2 separate regions of the Homo sapiens genome follow, and region 2 is linked to region 1. A link is an interaction called in ENCODE POLR2A ChIA-PET data of the cell type or tissue named here. Cell type or tissue: MCF 10A. All regions are shown on one strand. Links, peaks and the distances in the headings refer to the core of each region. The heading gives the core; the rest is flanking DNA.

Evidence for each region. Peaks named below come from ENCODE experiments on the same cell type or tissue, not always from the same donor. Only the 100,000 strongest peaks of a DNase experiment are listed, where the experiment ranks them.
Region 2: POLR2A ChIA-PET joins it to region 1 with 5 read pairs; 1 of 35 experiments calls an interaction of 5 or more read pairs at or near these places.

What each region holds. Positions count from the first base shown.
Region 1 is chr20:10,590,153-10,595,205 of GRCh38, forward strand. The region is part of intron 4 of SLX4IP (SLX4 interacting protein); the gene reads left to right. Among named protein-coding and RNA genes, the nearest start is that of MIR6870, 57 kb to the right of the region's middle. RefSeq lists an enhancer at 2,809-3,103. In MCF 10A, for the core only: no CTCF peak of the experiment used is centred there; DNase peaks (open chromatin) are centred at 989 and 2,929.
Region 2 is chr20:9,238,449-9,243,501 of GRCh38, forward strand. All of the region lies in intron 3 of PLCB4 (phospholipase C beta 4), which reads left to right. Among named protein-coding and RNA genes, the nearest start is that of PLCB4, 170 kb to the left of the region's middle. In MCF 10A, for the core only: no CTCF peak of the experiment used is centred there; a DNase peak (open chromatin) is centred at 3,083.

The sequences.
Region 1 (5,053 bases), core at 532-4,531:
CCCTTCCAGTTGAGAACATGGTATATTAATCTTTTTAAGACCTTTTCCTAATTAATTATGAAAACTTTGTAATTTTTTAATGCAGATCCCACACATTTATACAATTAATGATTTCTAAAATTATATCATCTTTTCATTTTCCCCCATATTGAGTCAAACCCTTGAGTATCATTTTATTTTATTTTATTTATGTATGTATTTATTTATTTTTTTAATTTTATTTTTAGAGACAGAGTCTTGCTCTGTCACCCAGGCTGGAGTGCAGTGGCGCGATCTCGGCTCACTGCAACCTCTGCCTCCCGGGTTCTAGCAATTCTCCTGCCTCAGCCTCCGGAGTAGCTGGGATTACAGGCGCACACTGCCACACCCGGCTAATTTTTTGTATTTTAGTAGAGATGGGGTTTCGCTGTGTTGCTCAGGCTGGTCTCAAACTCTTGAGCTTAGGCATTCCACTCGCCTCAGCCTCTCAAAGTGCTAGAATTACAGGCATGAGCCACCGCACCCGGCTGAGTATCTTTAATGTCAGACCTAAGAGTCAGAAAGATGATTTTAACGTAGAAAAACATGCCCTGTTTAGTAAGGTTAAGGACCTGGGTTTATTTAGCTTAGAATAAATGACTAAATTGAAACTGAATACCTATCTTCAAGCATTTGGTAGTGGCCAGCTTTCCTTTAGCTCTGCCGAAGACACACAAAAAAGAAATTCAACTGAAGTGTGAAGAATTTAAGTTAGAGATTGCAAACTGACAATATAAAGCTACGTTGGCTCTCAGAGACATATTATTTGGACCACACAATATATTTTAAAAGTTTGAATTGTTTGCAAAGTTAAAATTTGAAGAGATTTCACATAAAAACTTGGATTTCCAGCTTTTCTGGTACCCCTGTGCCCTAGTTTCCGATGAGTTTGAAAATCACTGCTGTCCCCTTTAAACAAGCCCTGAGCTCTCTCCAGTTTTCCAGTCAGAACCCAACCCTTTTCCTGTTACCTGTCTTACCCCTCAGGCATTAAGTTTGCAATCTCAGTTCATATAAAGGACAGATAAAGTGGCACATAGGTAGGTATAGCATCTTCTCACTCAGCATTTTGGTGTTGTTTTTAAAAGATGGTTTTAATGTGGTCCTGGCTGACAAACAGGAAATGAACTAGGAGACTTCCAAGGTTGTTTCTTGTCCTTTGGGTCCATGGTCCTGTTAGAATAGTCCAGTGGTTCATGAACTCTCTTTCTCATTGCACATGATCTAGAATCTCAGAGTTGAAATGGATTCCCTGCAAGACAGGGAGGCCACAGAGGATATGCTTCATCTGGTGTTCCTCTGTATGCACAGGAAATTTGAAATCCATTGCAGAGGGGCCTGCTTGAACAGCTAATAGTTCAAACAAGCAGCTACCTCATTTAGAAGGCTTATTAAACATCTCTGTTTCTTTTGTGTATAGTTATTTAAAGATGAGTGAAGGGTTTTAAAGAGAACTTTGAGTTTTATAAGTACACAGTATTATATTATTCTTATCATTATGCATGGCCTGGCAGAGTTATGATTGTGGGAACCATAGTTTTGAATATCATTTCATCTATGCTTGCGTGTTATCCAAACACAGTTTTCATATTTAATGTTAAGGGCCTTTTTTTAAATAAACAAAAAAGTGGGAAAGCAACATGGGGAAGAAATCTGAAGTGATCATTTCTCAATTTGTTTTATTCTAATTTTTGTCTGCTCTGAAAAGCCTTCTTATTCCATGTGAACAATCTCTGATGGGTCCCACAGAAAATGAAATTTGTGGCACATGTGCCCTCTGGCATTACCTACAAAGTCAAAAGGGTGACAGGCAGAAAATGGGTGTTTTTTTCTAAATAAATTTGGCTCCGAAGAATTATTTTATAAATAATGATTTTATTCATGAAACATTTCATGCTCCATTTGTTTTGGCATCAAATAGACATAGCTTTATTGTGACTCAGAGTCTAGTACTGTCCTTATTTAGGGACATGAAATGTTATCTCAAGGGAACCTTTTTGGAATCTCTAAATGTCTTGGGTAATAAGTGAAATTTTTAGCCTAGGATCAAATATTCCACTTACCCACCAAATTTGTTTCCCAGTTGTGGTCTTAGACTAGGATCCCGTATGTATATTCCTAAACTTGGGACAGGACTCTTGGTTTTCAGTTCCCACAGAACAACCCCTTTCTCCAACCCCCCCCCATCACCAGCAATAGAGGAGGTCACACTTGGACCCATAACATGTTTCCAAAGGCCCCATCAAGGCTTTTTCATAGGCCCCATCTCATACTTAGTCTCTTTTCATGTTTGAAGTGACAGCATCAAACTCATGATTTCCCTACCCTTTCTACCCTAGGCCTTTTGATAAGGACAAGGTGCAACTTTCTGAGTGACACAGTTTGGGATGTAATGAGTTACAACTTCATTTTTCCTTAATGAAATAGCTTGAAAGCACACGTATTCTTCATCTTTTTTTTTTTTTTTTTTTTTTTTTTTTTTGAGATGGAGTCTCACTCTGTTGCCCAGGCCGGAGTGCAGTGCCATGATCTCGGCTCACTGCAACCTCTGCCTCCTGGGTTCAAACGATTCTCTTGCCTCAGCCTCCCAAGTAACTGGGACTACAGGTGCGTGCCACCACGCCTGGCTAATTTTTTTATTTTAGTAGAGACAGGGTTTCACCATGTGAGCCAGGATGGTCTCGATCTCCTGACCTCGTGATCTGCCCACCTTGGCCTCCCAAAGTGCTGGGATTACAGGCGTGAGCCACTGTGCCTAGCCTCTTCATCTTTTAAGTATATTATATGTTCCTAGTCTAGTCTAATACCCAAGATACTGTCAGTACTCAGTTGGTATCAGCCTCTTTCTTCCTGTTCTCTTATTAAATCACAACCAAGCTTGAGAACTGACTCATGACTTCAGACTGGAAACAGTCACATGTCTGAACTGGCGTGCAATGCAGAGCTGCTTCCGGGTTAGCACATAGTAATCTGATTATGACAAAGTGCCCTTTCTTAAAGCAAATATCAGACCACTATCCAACCTACCTAAGTAAGCTTATCTTCACCAAAATTTTAACTATCTACAAATCCATAATTTTATTTCTTTGAAATTATCATTAGGACCAAATTTTCAGGTCATCTGTATGCCAGTCTTTGAATTGTCATTATAGCTTTAGTTTGAACCTGTAATTTCCTACAGCAGTTAAAGGAGAAGTCAAAATTAATAAATGGCTGGCATTTTAAAAGAGCATACAGGTTGAAATTTTGTGTTTAGGCAACTGAGGTTAAAAAAAAAAGCTTAGCTGGGTGCAGTGGCTCACACCTGTAATCTCAGCATTTTGGGAGGTCCAGGCAGCAGGATCGCTTGAGCCCAGGAGTTCAAGACTAACCTTGGCAACATAGGGGGACCATGTCTCTAAAAATAATTTTAAAACTTAGATGAGTGTGGTAGCATGCACCTGTGGTCCCAGCTACTCAGGAGGTTGAAGTGAGAGAATCATCTGAGCCCAGGAGGTTGAGGCTGCAGTGAATTGTGATTGTGCCACTGCACTCCAGCCTGGGCAACACAGCAAGACCCTGTCAAAAAAAAAATTCAAATGTAGAATGGGGTTGTTCTATAACACAACTAGCCTGATCTCTTTAAAAGTTCAGAGTTCTTTTTTTAAAAGGTAAAGGGAGATTATTTTAGATTAAAAGAGATATAAGCAAATACATCTCTTAAAATCCATGATCTTTGGTTGGATCCGATTCAAAGGAAAATCAGATCAGTGATACACATTTTGGGACAATGGAGAAATTTGAATATAGGCTGATTATTTGATCGGTAATGTCATACTCAGTTGTAATAATAGTGTCGTGGTGATGAAGGAGAATTTCCTTATTGCTCAAGAGCTGTGCTCACATGTTTAGGAGTAAGGTTTCATGATGTCCACTTCGAAGCAGTTTAGAAAATATGTGTATGAAATACGGCAAAATATTAACTGTTATTGAATCTAGATGGTGGGTTTTGGGATGTTCATGACATTATTTTTCTACTTTTCTGAATGTTTGAAATGTTTCAGACTGTGTGAGTGATGATAATAATGGAGTCATCTCAGGGAGAGAAGTACTGAGGGGCATCGTAGGTCTTCCTGAGCCTGCCTTGTAGTTTGGGAGAAGGCTTTGCTGGAAGAGAGCCACACAGGTGGTGGGTGGGGTCCACAATGAAGTGGAATTCACCTGCCCGGAGGTCCTGATGGCTCACCAAGCCACACAGAGGCATTTTCCCAGGCTCGTCCATGAATGGTCTCGTAATAGCTGTGGGAGAGGACTTCCCACTGTTACGCACCAGACCACAGACTCCCGTTGGCAGCTGTGGGGAAGCTCAAGTCGCCTTAGCTATGAATCCCCTGGAAAACAAGTGAGGCTGGATAGTTTTACAGTAAAATCTCTCATTGAATATTTGCTCTCAGTGTCTTGGGACTGTGAACTGTGACAACCCAAATAAATGACCACTCCCTTAAAACCATTACTCATTGGAACATGGTACTACTTGAAACTAATCTACTGCCTTGCTAAGCCAGGATGGAATTTGTTCAATTCATATTTGAGTTTTTTTGTCGTAATTTTTGCCTTTCTGTTTATGAAGACTGCAAATTTCTAGTAGAGCCATTTTGGAGCAGCTTATTTTAGACAGAATATGAAATAAAATAGTAGGAGGACTGTGGTTTGTCCTTTCTTTCTCTCATATGCATTACTGACCACCTCTCCATTTTTTTTAAAGAGACTCAATAGTTTTTGATGAACAACTTAGGTAAGCCAGAAGAAAGTTAGTGTGGTAACAAGTAATCATTTGAGGCTTCATGCTTTGGAGGTTGTTTGTAGAAGGATAAGGAGAAGTGCAACAGCTTTTTACGACATACAGAGAGCAAATGGTGGCACAAGAACTGGAGATTTTTTGGGCTGCTTGGAGGCCAGGGGAGAAGATGGGATCTTGCTGATACTAGATGATTGTGTTACATTAAGCAATTCAAAAATATCAATTGTTTCTGGAAATGCACATACCTGCAGACGC
Region 2 (5,053 bases), core at 719-4,718, 1.4 Mb before region 1:
TTCAGCACAGCAGGAACACTGGTGAACAGCATAGCCTTTGATTTCCAAATCCAGTCTTATCATTTGAGTCCTTTCTGATATCACGCTGTCACCAGGCAAGGCCACCTTTCTGGGTGGCTGCTGTGTTGACTGATTTTGATACTGCAATACCTGTGTCTGTGATTTTCCAGAGCATAAAAGGAAAGTGGGCATTGTTAACAGTTCCTCATGACTGAGGCTTTTAGTACAATTTTCCATGCTGTAAATAAATGATGTTACTCAAAGACAATTAGGTTATATTTGAGAAACTTTCTGATTTGTATCAAAAAGTACCCTCCTGTGCCTCTGGATAGCCAATTGGGCTGGACCTATGTTGAATAATTATTCAGTTTGGAAAGTATAACATTTTAGATTTTTTAATAAGAGTAATGTATGCACATGTAATGAGATAGATCAATTCCTGCATCTCCACTTAATTTTTTGGAGGCGATCACTATAGCCGTTTCTGTTTTTAATTCTTATGGTGGTCATTGCTGTAATCTAAGTTAAATCTTCAGTCTTCCAGTACTCAGTTGATCAGTTTTAATATTAGCTATTGACTTACTTAATGAATAAAGATTTATATAAACTACAATCTTGATTTTTTGATACTTACCTTACTATTTATAGTTCTTTCTGTGGCCCGTGTTAGTTTAAATAGCATTTTTCTGTATCTTATTCCTCTAACATTTGAAGGTCTGTCTTGACTCCTTACCCTGTAAGATGGTGGTATTTGCTCCACTATCCTCTCTTGAACTTTCTTCCTTCCACTCCCACTTCTTAACAGTCCTCTTTTACGTTGTCAAGTATCCAAGCATTTTCTTTGTCTTATTTTTTCATATCTTACATCATGATAGCTTTCCCATGTCAGTATAGATTGCATTATAAACTGGATTTCAATGGATATATCCTGTAGGGGAGAAAAAGCAGTATCTTTTCCACACCCATCTCACAGTTCATGGCTGACCCCTATAACAAAGACAGATTAGCAAGAGAAAAACGTAACAAATTTATTTAACCAAACCTTTCTGTGATACAGGAGTCTTTGGAAATGAATGCCCAAGTATCCAGGGAAAACTGTATTTTTGTGGACAGTTGTGCTCAAGTATGATTGAAGGATGGAAGGGTACGCTATCATCGTATGTATTAGTCAGGGTTCTCTAGAGGGACAGAACTAACAGGACAGATGTATATATAAAGGGGAGTTTATTAAAGAGTATTGACTCACACAGTCACAAGATGAAGTCCCACAGTAGGCCATCTGCAAGCTGAGGAGCAAGGAAGCCAGTCTGAGTCTCAAAACCTCAAAAGTAGGGAAGCTGACAGTGCAGTCTTCAGTCTGTGGCCAAAGGCCTCAGAGCCCCCGGCAAACCACAGTGTCAGTCCAAGAGTCCAAAAGCTGAAGAACTTGGAGTCCAGTGTTCAAGGGCAGGAAGCATCTAGCACAGGAGAAAGATGAAGGCTGGAAGACTCGCAAGTCTGCTCTTCCATCTTCTCTTGCCTGCTTTATTCTAGCTGCGCTGGCAGCTGATTAGATGGTGCCTGCCCAGATTGAGGGTGGGTCTGCCTCTCCCAGTCCACTGACTCAAATGTTAATCTCGTTTGGCAAAACCCTCACAGACACACTGAGGTACAATACTTTGCATCCTTCAATCCAGTCAAGTTGACACTCAGTATTAACCATCACATAGTAATAAACTGGGGTGAACTCAGCAAGGCCTATTTGTTCAGATTCTTCTTGGTGTCTGTACAGAGGAGTAGCCCTCTGGAATGAGGGTCTTATGACCTACTTTCAGGGGAGGTAGGCCGAAGAATTTTTTTTATGACCATGCTTCAAGGGAGAGAAATGAGAGAGGATTAGAGAGTGACCTCCAGGTGCCATATTTTGGGGTAGTGTGTTCTGAGCCCAATAATGATACCTAGTGTTAAGTAGGTCTCATAATTTTTGTAACTATATTATTTCTCTCTGCTCACCTTCTGCCCAGTTTTCCCTTTCATTCTCTCTGTAACCATCGTATATTGTAAATAACTTTACAACTTCAGCCTTCTAGCCTGTGAATTTTCCTAACTATTATTGTGTTATTGTGTTCTGTGCTGTGTCTGAGCTTGATTTTTTCCTGCTATTCCCTGCGCCAGCTCCAAGCCATGCCCACTTCAGTTCCCTCTGGGCATATTCTGGTCTGTAGCATTCCCTGCCTTGGTCTCTGATTGCACATTTGTCCTTGCTTTTTTGTCTTTATCTTCTATTCTTGTTTGTTCTTGACCCTTTCTCTTCTCTTTGGTTATCTGTCAGTTCTCTTTGTTATTCCCTTTCATTTGATTGGGGGGTTGGGAGGATGAGAGGGAAAGGAGAGAGGGGGAGATGAGTAACAAACACAGAAGTTCAGTCCAACAACCCTGGCCACTTAGGTAAACCGTTGTCTGCTCTGATGGATCATGGTACACACCAGAACTTTGTTACTGCATTTCCTGGTGGTAGCAGAGATCTCAATTGTTTGATTTGCAGAAATCCTATCTAATACATTGAATCAGTCATATTTCTTCTTCAATTCTCTGTCTCCAATGGTTTAGAAGGAAAGATAAGACCTATGGAAGGAATATTTAGGCTCAGTTTTCTTTGAAATGTATGCAAAACTGGAAGTAAATGAAAAATTAATTTGTGGTGGGTTTAGGTTTATTGCTTAACTACAAAGGAAATGCTTACTTGAATGAAGGCTTCTCTGATTTCTTTGTTACCAGTAATGATTTTATGGCTGGGGTAAATACTGTTACCTTTCTCCCCTTTCTCTATTTATCTTGCCCATTTACACACCTCCCTTGTACTTCCTGCTGTCAGAGAAGCTGAAATCAGCAAATCTGTCTGTAGATCATTTTCTTTTATTCCTCTGATGGCAAAATGGTAACAACAGAGGCATGCATGCATACACACACACACACACACACACACACACACTCACTCACTCCAAACCACACAAGAGAAACCAATGAACCAAAAGCAGAATGGGAAACAAAATTGGCAAAGCATAAAAGAAAAGGAAATGAAAGAAATGTGATAATTGTTGACCAACACTGAATATAATTTTCCAAGTCAGGATACTTGTGTGATGAATCACCAGATGCATTCAAGATTATGTCTAGAGTAGCAATGGAAATAGGAGGCTTTAAGCCAAGGGTATAACCTGCAGGAGCCAAAATAAGGAGAGCTCCTTCCCTAGAGAGCAGGTCATGGGAAGGCAGGCAGGAGCCTTGACAAAGTCAGTAGAATCAGAGAATGGAGCTGAAGCATGACCAGAATGTCAGCATAATCAACTCTCCAGAACCTTGGTTTATGACAATAAACATTTATTTTTGGTCACAAATTAATGGGTCAGCTAGGCTTTTTTTGCTGGTTTGGATTAGGCTCATTTGGGCTTACTCATGCATCTGTGGTCAGCTAGTGGGTCAGTTGGGGGCTGGCCAATTTTGGATCACCTCTGTTGGGACAACTCAGCTCTGTTCCATGTGGCCTCTCAGCCTCTATCAGGTTAGCCTGGGCTTGTTTGAGGCATCTGAACAAGGTTCCAAGAGAAGGAGCAGAAGCATGCAAGGCCTTGGGAAGTCTACATTTGGAACTGCAGGTGCAGGTGCTGTTTTCTCATTCTGTTGGCCAAAACAAGTCCCAAGGTGAACCGTAGAGTCAGAATGGGAAGAGATGTCAAAGTTACAGGACAAAGGCCAAGCATACAGGGAGGTTATTAAATGGAGGCATCAAAGCAGTCTGCCGCAAGCTGGGCAGTTATTGAGTCAGATTCATGGGTATGGTAGACTCCCCAGTGCTCGCAGAGTGGAGGAAGTTCAGAGAATAAAACAGAAAGAGTCATTATGAAGAGATCAGCTTTAAAGAAGGGGATTTGGGATAGAAAACCTCACAGGCTCCTTCCTAATAACAAGGGGCAAGTTCCTTCAGGGCAAATGAAAACAAAGGGATGGCTCCTTTGTCCCTTGACAAGCTTGCCTCAGGGTGATAATTCATGTGAGCAATAAAGGGGACCATTTCATCTGGGGGAATCTAACCAATATAAGCAATGGCTGGACCTTCTTAAATTTAGGCATTTTCTGATTTACTAATAGGGTTGAGATAAGGGGCCCTGAATGTCCAATGGACACAGATGAGACTCTCATGCCCTTCTCTTGGCTTAGGCTGTTTAGCTGGGGATTTTACAGGATTGGAGGTGCCTCTTTCTTGTGCTTTACCCTAAATCAGGGAATTAGAGTAGTGGTTTTCAAAGTGTGGACCCTGGATGAGCAGTATCCATGTCACCTGACAACTTGTTAGAAATGCAGATTCTCAGGCTCACCCCAGACCCATGGAATCAGAAACTGTAGGAGTGGGATCTAGGCATCTGCGAGTTAACAGCCCTCCCCAGGTGATGTTGATGCGTGCTCAATTTGGAGGCAGCTGAATTAGGGTTCTGTGTGGTATTGATGGGTTCAAAGCCCATCAAAGAAGTGGAATGGATAGATGGATTTAGCAAATAAAAAATACAGGACATCCAGCTATATTTGAATTTCAGATCATCAACAAGTAAATTTTTTAGTGTAAGTATGTTCCATGTAATATTTGGGATGTACTTTTAATACTAAAACATTATTTGTTGTTGATCTGAGAACCAAACATAACCCAATGTTCTGTATTTTACCTGGCAGCCTTGGAAAGAGGTATAGAAAAACTGCAGAAAGTTCAAAGAACATCAAGATTGTTAATAGAATAGAAATTCTAGAGAGAAAGGTTAAAGAAATTAACTTGATGAACCCAGAGAGTACAGCACTGGTGGGATTAATAGGTTGGAGGATTTTATTTAAAGGGAATGCTGCTGAGCTGTTCTTCATGAATGCCCAAATTAATCGAGAAGAAATTTATTTTAGAAAAAGGCAAGACTTCCTGCCAATAAATGACTTCAGTGGGGGTTCTGAATGATTCTGTGATTCTCAAAGGAGGTCAGATCCATTTGGGATTTCATGGGATTGCATCCAGCCAATACTCCAATTTGTGTTT